2 separate regions of the Mus musculus genome follow, and region 1 is linked to region 2. A link is a loop called in an ENCODE intact Hi-C map of the cell type or tissue named here. Cell type or tissue: heart. All regions are shown on one strand.

Region 1 (5,000 bases), 210 kb before region 2:
CTCCAAAACTAAGGTGGGGACTACTGAGGAAGACAGAGAGAGAACACTGATCGATAGACTCCACACATGGACGCAAGCACACACACTCACAGACACATACAGACACACACTCACAGACACATACAGACACACACACACAATCACACACACATATACAGACACACACACACAATCACACACACACACAGAGGCACACTCACACACACAGACACACACACACTCACAGACACATACAGATACACATAGAGACACACACACACAATCACACACACACACATACAGAGACACAGAGACACACTCACACACACACTCACACACATATACAGACACACACACAATCACACACACAGACACACAGAGACACACACACAGACACACACACTCACAGACACATACAGATACACACACAGACACACACACAATCACACACACACATACAGAGAGACACAGAGACACACACACACTTTCAGACACATACAGACACACACACAGTCACACAAAGACAGACACACACACTCACAGACACATACAGATACACACAAACACACATAAAGACATACAGACACACAAATACACACACACTCACACACACTCACAGACACATAAAGACACACTCAGATACACATACAGACACACACACACAATCACACACATAGACATACACAGACACACAAACACATACAGAGACACACACAGATACACACACAAGAGGCTGGGCTGGGGGTGTGGCTCAGAGGTAGAATGCTTGTCTAGAATATACAAGGCTCCCCAGTTCAATTTCCTGACAAGGGGGCAAATTCATCAGAAGTCAGAGTCAGAGTCATCCCTGCCTTGTTCAGTTACCATCCCATCCCACTCATATCCACTGTCTGAAAATACAGCGTGGAAAATTCCAGAAGCAATTCACTGTTCTTAAATAACTTGCATTATAGCATATTGGTAACAATTATAAAATTGCTCCATTTTTACTGCTATTGTCTTTTACTATGCTTGATTTATAAAATAAAGCTTGTTATGGACAAATGGGTTTCAGTACAATTTTTGTGGCCTCGGGTATTCTCATGGGACTATATAGAACTTCTACTATTGACGATAATATAATCAGAGCTTCACATGTCCTAGGCAGTATTTTAGGCCATTTCATGGCCACTCCCTAAACCTCTCATCTCTTAAGTAGATACTATTATTATCCCCATTTTATATGTAAGAACACTGAGGCCCAGAGACAGTAACAACCTTCTCACATCTCACAGCGGCCCAGTATGACAGGGACATTCCTCACTTGTTTTTTCAGTCTGTGTGTCTGTGTGAGAGTGTACTGTGTCTGCAAGCACCCTTAGCGGTCAGGAGAGCATCAGATCCCAGGAGCTAGAGTTACAGGTGGCTGTGGGCCAAACTCGGGGCTTCTGGAAGAGCAGTGCCTGCCTGCTCCCTGGGTCATCTCTCTGGGCTCCTTGTTCCATTCCGAGCCAGTCATGCACCTCTTCAGTCATCATACCTACCGTGACAGGGTCGACAAACTCCTAGGGAGCTGCCGCCTCACCCACCACAAATGCTCTGGAAACAGTGGGTAGTGAACGGCACCAAGAATGTCTGAGGTCTTTCAGACTGCAGCTATAGCTACAGTCTCTACACACAGGCCACGCTAGAATTTAGGAAGGAGAGCAAGACAGTCCCCTTGAACTTTAGAAAGGCCTAAAGGAGTCTAAATTGGTCTAACACACAAGGAGAACTCAGAATCCACTGGTGTTCCAGGCTTGCCTCTGCCCTCTACAGACAATGCACGCATGGGTTCTGCAAACTCCCGGGAACTCCCCCTTCACTGCCTGGGAACTCCCCTTCACTGCCTCGCTGAGGTCCCCTGGCCTCCTGCTGCCTCCAGCGCAGCCTGCAGTGCAGCAGGGCCTCTCTTTCACTGTCTTCCCTCCGCCTGCACTTCCTCTCCTCTCTACCCTATGGCTAACTGGAGGCAACAGCTGGACAGTTGGCTGTATGACAGCAACTAGAAGAAACCATGGGCTATTTCCAGCAATAGACCCCAGCCCACCACAACACCACAGAGTGTTCAGACAGGCTGAGACAGGGTTGCCAGAATCAGTGTGTGTTAGGGGCCCTTGGTTTCTGAGGCTGGCCCTAGTCCAGACCACCCATTTCACTCTGCCCATTAGGCCTCTGAGCATCAAGGCCTCAGGATCTGGCTGGCCAAGATTCACCCATGGTGAAAGGACTCTTCTGTAACAGAGGCCTGGGCCTTGTTTGTGCCTACCTCGTGCACTTCGTATTATAATAGATTCTCATTAAAAATTTGCTGTATAAGCAAGTGAGTCCATGTCTGTCTTCTTCCTTGGGGTCTTTCTAAGTATGCTTGTCAGCAGGGCCTCTCCTCGGGCTTTTTACAGTGTTTACCTGAATGTAAGAGGCTCCAGGCCATGTCGCCATGCTTGTCTAACACAAATGTCAGCTTCTTTGAGTCTCCCTTAGAAGTCTAGTCTTTCTTTTTTTCCACACAAAAAAGTCTGTCTTGCTTGTTCTGTCACACCAACAGCAGCTCTGTGGTTTCAGGATGTCAAAGGCAAGAGGACATTATGCAAAACAGGAAGGAACTTTTAAAGAAAATGTTACAGACGTTTTTTAGAATGAACTCTGTCATTGGGCCAAGCATTCACTGAAGCCCCAGCCAGGCCCCTCCAGGCACATATGGAAAGGCAGGAAGGAGCCTGACCCTGACATTGCATGAGTCAAGCTGGTCCAGCAGAATCCTGTCCCTTCCCTTTAATGCAACCTTGCTCTAACTTCCAAGACTCGGCGCCAAATGACCCCAGCAGATTCTCCACACCCAACATTCCCTCAGACGAGAATCTAGCTCTGCTGATGACATTCAAAATGGAGTAACTTCAAAATACACTCCTTGGGAACAGCCAGGCAACAAGCAGCCAGAGGCCTTATTGACATAATCCCCCAAGTCCGCATAGAAAGCCAGCCTCTGTTGCTCTCCTGGGCTTTTCCCTTAAGAGAATTCCCGGAAACGTAAGATTCTCACTCCAGAGCCCCTCCCTGGAACTCAGGAACTTGTGGTAGTAGAGAAAGAATGTCACGTGTTTCAGAATCTGATTTGCTGGCTCGTTTCCCACAGAGGTCTGTGTCACATCTCGATGATGTCAGTAGCACTGGGTTAGCCCACTGGTGAGTACCCAGCACTCAGCTCTGGAGCCATATTAGGCTATATAAACCTATCCAGCGATTCGACAGCTAAGGAAACAACTAGAGAAAGTTGACTGAGGAAGCACCATCTCCACGGGGTTTTATTTACAGCAGATCCCTCCTCAGACAGATCTAAAGGTCTGCTTGGGGCTGTACTCTGGCCCCACCCAGGCGCTTCTTCAACCTATTCTCCTTTTGATTAGAATTCTAGACGTATCATTCTACATAAGTGATATTCATTTGACAGCACCATGCAAACCTGTAATTTCCCAATGCACTTAACCCTTTGTACGAAGGCTTGACACCTAATGCTTCTCAAAAAGAATTCACTCTTTTCTTTTTCTCTTTTGGAAAATGTTCTACAGATACCACACACACACACACACACACACACACACACACACACGTACAACTCTATGCCCAAGGCTCATTACACCACCAGGAAAACAAAAACCACATCTATGTGTCTAACAGTCGAGTGATAAGAAAGTTATGGCATTTGCTGTTGACCAAGAGGATACCGCTCTTGAGATTTATTGGTTAGTTTTATTTATTAATTTTCTCAAAGTGTTGGGGCCTCACACCTACTAGCAATCACCCTTCCACTGAATGATAGCCCTATCTCACCTCTGTGGTTTTCTTTTTTTAAAGATGCAGGACCCAGATTGTAAGAGAACCTTAAATGAAAAAGGATAATCACCAGGCTACTGCATGAACTCAGATCAGTCCATTCCTCTGGTTAAGACATCAGCCATGCTGGGTGTCTTAGTTAGGATTCCTATAGCTTGATAAAGGCCATGACCAAAAGCAACCTGGGGAAGAAAGGGCTAATTTCATCTTAGAAGTGAAGCAGAAGCCATGGAGAGAGGCTGCCTACTGGCTTGTTCCTCCTTCATGGCTTGCTTGGCAGCTTTCTTATAGCACCCAGGACAACCTGTCCAGGGGGTGGTACCACACACACCCACAATGGACTGGGCCCTCCCACACATATCAATCATCAAGAAAATGCATCGCAAGCTTACTCACCGGCTAATCTAGTGGGAGCATTTTCTTACATGCAGTTTCCTCTTCCCGATGACTCAAGTATGTGTCAAATGACATAAAAACTAGCCAGTACACGGAGTACGGAGAGGCAGGAGCTAAAAGCCTAGGCTACCTTGCAAGACACTGCCAGATAAAATAAAATAAAACAACCCAGGAACAAGTTATCAGCTGTATTCTTTTCTTAAACATACAAGAAGGGAAGACGAGTAGAAAACGGGAGGGCAGGCTTATCTTAGGTGAAAAGAATGTGGCTTTCATTTGCATGTTTTCAGAGTTGAAGATCACCAAACCTAGGACTTACCTACAAGTGTTCTACACTGAGTTATACCCTCCCATTCCATATTACTTTCCACAAAAATTAAGATTACTAACACCCTCACAAAGAAAAAGGCAAATACAAAACCCATAGCCTTTGTCCTAATACCTAAGAGGCAAATCATTACAGTTACGCAATAGACCCAGAACGTACTTAAAATCACTGCCACAGAATTCAACAACACCCAATAAAAGATACAGCCCCTGGCCCTCATTTGTATAAGGAAGCCAAGCTGAAACAGAACCTGAACCTTAGCACGTGACTCACCCCTCTCTGTCTTCTAGTGACCGATCCCTTTAGGTCACATTCACCCAGAACTACCTCAGGCCAAACCACTACAGGCCTCTAACCTAGAGAGCTTTCCAAACAGGCTTTAGAGAGCTCTCTCCTGGGGCAAAGGCTCCCTCACCTCACCCTGCACAGTCCCAGACACACAAGG
Region 2 (5,000 bases):
AGAGAGTCATACTCCAACTCCTGGTGAACTTTCTTTCCCAAACACCCCCTGCTGGGCTTGCCCCAAGGAGGCTCCCCTGTCCCAGACTACCCGCAGCCCCGCTCACTCTCTGAAGTGCTCTGTGTCTTTCAGCCTCCGTCTCACAGCTGGTCTTGATTCCGTTTCTCTATCAGGGAGGCAGACTCAAGCTGCAACTGAACTGTAGCTCTGCGGTCTCCGAGTCCTCACTTGAGCCTGCCTCTGGGCCCTCCCCAGGGTGGCTGTGAGTTCTGTTGTGCTTCTCCAGGGGAGAGGTCAGTAGGGCAGGGGTTTGGCCCATGCCACTTAAGCCAAGTCCATACACACTGCCCAAAATAGCATCTCTGTTCTTACCAGTAGCACCATGGAGACTGAGTTCTGAGGCAGCCCTTGTGAGGTCAGAGGTGGAGTTCCAGGTGTGAATTCTGGGCCTCATAGTCCCAGAGGAAAGGCCAGTACTACATGCCAAGTGTCTGGCTTATCTCTAAGACCAGAGCCAGAGGTAGCCTGCAGAAGGCCACAGAGGTTCCTGAGACCCAGGCTATAGAGAAAGCTGTGTAGATGGAGATGTACATAGAAGTTTCCAGAAAGTAACAGAAAGGTGGAAGAGGTGGAAGGACTGGAAAAACAATTCTGGGTCAGTCCTCAGAGAGCCCTCCACCTGAAGCAGAGGGAGGAGAGTTAGGCCCTCTCCTCAGGGGTCCCCATCTGGGAGAAGAGGAAAAAAGCCAGACCTGGTTTCCTGCGGCCCCCATTCCAGGTCCTGTCTTCTGGACACTGCCTATCTTAGGAAAAGTATGCCCAAGGCTCTATGAGAAAAACCAGGCTAGCCCAGCACGGGGCTGTTGGCTCAAGGCAGCCGTGGGATCTCAACTATGGGGGTGAGGTCAGAGGGAGCTGAAGACCACCTGCAGCCAAATGGTTTGTCTGGGTTCAGGGGCCCGGTGGGGCCAGGAAGAACAGGCAGGCATGCACGTGTCAGCAGGGGCTGCAGTGCCAAAGCATGAGGGTGGGTGCCTGTCATCGAGAGGTGGGTGATAGGCAGGAAGCCCAGGGAGACGCACACAGTACCTCGATGGGAGAAGTTATAAGATGTGGTTGTCCAAAAGCCTTGTATGGGAGTGAGACTGTCTTCTAGAGATCACTGAACAGGGTGTCTGTAGCCTGCACCCATGAGGCAGAGACAAGAGGAATACAAGTTTGAGCATAGCCTGAACTGCCTAGAAAACTCAGGCCATCACTACACAGAAATCCCACCATTGGAAAGCAGGGGAAATGAGGTCAGACTGGTCTACAGAGTGAGTCCCAGGCCAGACAATGCTCTACAGTCAGAGTCTGACTCAGAGACGAGAGTCACATGCCTACAACCGGGAGTTCAAGGTCATTCTCCACTACATAGTAAGTTTAGACTAGACAGCCTGGGCTATGGCTATATGAAACCCCAGCTTTATTTTATTTCAAGGTAGGGTTTTTGTTGGTTTGTTTCTTTGTTTAGTCCTAGCTGTCCCTGGAACTCACTTTGTAAAGAACCCTGGCCTCAAAGTCAGAGGCCAGCCTCTGGAGCTGCCTCTCTGCCTCTGGAGCACTGAGCTTGAAAGGCGTGGCCACCACCCTGCAGAGGCCTGTTCTCACACACACACACACACACACACACACACACACACCCCACACACACACACCTCCATTCAAGTGAAACCACTATTGCTGTCACTAAACAATTTCAGGGAGTCGCCAGTATGGGCAGACTTAAGAAAAGTAGCTTAGGGGCTGGAGAGGTGGCTCAGAGGTTAAGAGCACTGACTGCTCTTCCAGAGGTCCTGAGTTCAAGTCCCAACAACCACATGGTAGCTCACAACCATCTGTAATGAGATCTGATGCCCTCTTCTGGTGTGTCTGAAAACAGCTACAGTGTACTTGTAATAAATAAATAAATAAATAAATAAATAAATAAATATTTAAAAAAGAAAAGTAGCTTAGTTTATAAAAAGTTTGCCCAGTATGAGAGCACCGTATTAAAAGAATGGACGCCGGGCATGGTGGTGCACGCCTTTAATTCCAGCACTTAGGAGGCAGAGGCAAGAGAATTTCTAAGTTCCAGCCTGGTCTACAGAGTGAGTTCCAGGACAGCCAGGGCTACACAGAGAAACCCTGTCTCAAAAAAAGAAGAGAAGAAGAAGAAGAAGAAGAAGAAGAAGAAGAAGAAGAAGAAGAAGAAGAAGAAGAAGAAACCAACAAAAAACTAAAAGAATGGGCAGAGCGGTTCACTGGCTGGGCTATGGTGGTTGCACACCTTTAAGCCCAGCACTTGGGAGGCAGAAGCAGGTGGATCTCTGAGTTTGAGGCCAATCTGGTCCACAAAGTGAGTTTCAGGACAGTCAGAGCTCCACAAAGAAATTCTAATCTTGAAAAAATAAATAAATTTTAAAAAGAAAGAGGTGCTCACTCCCCTTGGCAGCACATATTCCGAAATTGGAACAAACACAGAGAAGTCTAGTGTGGTCCCTGCACAAGGATGACATAAATTTAAGTGTTCCATATTTTGTTGTAAATTTTGTTTTAATTGAGCTTTGGTACAGTTCCTTTTAATGTTCTGGAGACTGGACATGTGTTGGGAAGTAAAACTAACCCAGAACTATGGGGAGGGGGAGGGGAGGGGAGGGGAAGGGGAGGGGAGGGGGAGGGGAGGGGGAGGGGAGAGGGAGGGGAGAGGGAGAGAGAGAGGAGAGAGGAGAGAGGAGAGAGGAGAGAGAAGGAAAAAGGAAAAAGGAAAAGCCAGGATTACACAGAGAAACCCTGTCTCGAAAAAACAAAAAAGAAAAAAAAGAAGAGGAGAGAAGAGATGAGACAAGAGAGAAGAGAAGAGAGAAGAGAAGAGAAGAGAAGAAAGAAAAGAGAAAAGAAAAGAAAAGAAAAGAAAAGAGAAAAGAAAAGAAAGAAAAGAAAAGAAAAGAAAAGAAAAGAAAAGAAAAGAAAAGAAAGAAAAGAAAAAAGAAAGAAAAGAAAAAAGAAAGAAAAGAAAAGAAAAAACAATGGCGCCAGAGCACAGAATAAAGAGGAAACTTTGTCCTCTAGAGGGCGCCAGAGACCGGGCCATGTCTGGAACTTTCCTAGTCGTCCACATCCTTCTGCCAAAACAACCCTTCCAGAGCTCGTGATTGTAGCCAGAGCAGCTAAAGGTTCTGGCTCGCTCCGTAGCAGACACTAAGCGGGTTCAGACTGCTGCATTTCTTCCAGGAAAGGAGAGTTGCACCCTGAAAAAGAGGGACACACCTGTCTTTGTCGCCAGTCAGAGATGAGTTCAAGAGTGAGCTATGGGCCGAGGGATGGTGGTGCTCGCCTTTAACCCCAGCACTCAGGAGACAGGGGCGGGCAGACCTCCTAGTTTGAGGCCAGCCTGGTCTACAGAACAAGCTCTAGGACAGCCAGGGGGCCACAGAGAAACATTTTCTTGGGTGGGGGAGAGCTATGGAACTGGGTGTGGAGGTGCACACAAGATCCCTGCATTTGGAAGGCTTGGGGGCAGATGTATTGAGTTTGAGGATGGCCTGAGCAACACAGAAGAACTCTGAGTCAAATCAATAAAGCTAGGATCTTATCTGAAGCCAGAAGTTGGCTGTTAGACTAGAAAGAGAATAGGAATATATCAGTCTAGAGAGGCAAGAGTCTTCCAGAAAAGGTGACGTGGAAACCAGATCCTCCAAGATTCAGCCAGGGAGGAAGTGAATGACTCTTAAAGCTGACTCAACCCAGGATTGTGAAAACCTAACCTGAAAACGGAGACCAGCTTACGGAGGGTGCAGGATGGGCTGGGGTTACCATGAAACGCTTTACCTGTTTTGTTTTTTGTTGTTTGTTTTTTTTTAATCTGGCTGTCTTCTTTTTTTCTAAAGATTTATTTATTTATTTATTTTATGTATATGAGTACATCATTGCTGTCTTCAGACACACCAGAAAAGGGCATCAGATCCCATTACAGATGGTTGTGAGCCACCATGTGGTTGCTGGGAACTGAACTCATGACCTCTGAAAGAGCAATTGGTGCTCTTAACCGCTGAGCCATCTCTCCAGCCCTTTACCTGGTTTTCAATGCTATCCTAAGAGCCAAGCAGACTCTAAAGGGACCTAAGCAAGGAACACGGTAGAGCTTCTTTACTTCCTATATCCCCGAGGCCCTGAACTTCCGGCAAACTCCAGAGGAGGGCCCAGTCAAAGAATGAGCAGGTAACCAGGGGCTAGGACCTTAGGGAGGACTAAGAAGGAATAGGTGGAGGGAGATGGGAACCTAGGCCCTGGGCTGCCCAGAGGCTATGGATCCAGTCGCTAGCTACACTGAGTGGTGTTGTAGAGGGGCCGATGAGACATGTGTTTGCGAAGGGTTACCTGGGAGAGCTGACAAGATGGAAGCGGGTGTCTGCTGGAGGCAGGGAGTTCCAAGGTGGAGAGTGGGGTAGGGGGACAGCAGCACGGGGCCCAGGAGGGAGGGAGGGATTAGAACAATGAATCGCACTAGTCTGGACAGGACCAATGCAGATAGCTGGGCACAGAGAAGACACACTGGAGCCCTTTCTCCTAGGGATAGGTTCCGTGTAGGGCTGCCACATCCTGTAGAGTGTTCTTTCATCTGCAGATCCAAGATAGCTCCTGGGCAGGTAAGTGCCTGCAACCAGCTGGGAGCACAAAGTGGAACAGCCAAAAAAAACTCCCACTACACAGGTTGTCTCCTGACCTACACACACACACACACACACACACACACTAAAAATGTGGTTTCTTTTTTAAAAAGTACAAATATCCAGGTATCGATGGTGGCGCACACCTTTAATCCCAGCACTCCGGAGGCAGAGGCAGGCGGATTTCTGAGTTCGAGGCCAAACTGGTCTACAAAGTAAGTTCCAGGTCAGCCAGGGCTACACAGAGAAACCCTGTCTCGAAAAACCAAAAAAAAAAAAAAAAAGATAAATAAAGATAAAGACAAAAAGCAC

The links. A loop is a pair of places that touch in the nucleus more often than their neighbours do. Peaks named below come from ENCODE experiments on the same cell type or tissue, not always from the same donor. Only the 100,000 strongest peaks of a DNase experiment are listed, where the experiment ranks them.
Region 1: a loop joins it to region 2, with 2.3 times the contacts of the local background. A loop is called at or near these places in 1 of 42 quality-filtered maps.

What each region holds. Positions count from the first base shown.
Region 1 is chr4:40,842,523-40,847,522 of GRCm38, forward strand. The region is part of intron 1 of B4galt1 (UDP-Gal:betaGlcNAc beta 1,4- galactosyltransferase, polypeptide 1); the gene reads right to left. Among named protein-coding and RNA genes, the nearest start is that of Mir5123, 5.1 kb to the right of the region's middle. In heart, no CTCF peak of the experiment used is centred here; DNase peaks (open chromatin) are centred at 1,479, 1,909, 3,049, 4,179 and 1 weaker place; H3K4me3 peaks cover 660 bases; H3K27ac peaks cover 3,765 bases.
Region 2 is chr4:41,047,767-41,052,766 of GRCm38, forward strand. Aqp7 (aquaporin 7) reads right to left here and starts at 370. Exons shown (of 8, transcript NM_007473.4): 1 at 107-370. It overlaps Gm25637 (a small nuclear RNA gene), which reads left to right and starts at 2,454; the gene lies at 2,454-2,560. In heart, CTCF peaks have their summits at 41 (motif pointing left) and 3,091 (motif pointing right); DNase peaks (open chromatin) are centred at 275 and 3,195; H3K4me3 peaks cover 440 bases; H3K27ac peaks cover 1,752 bases.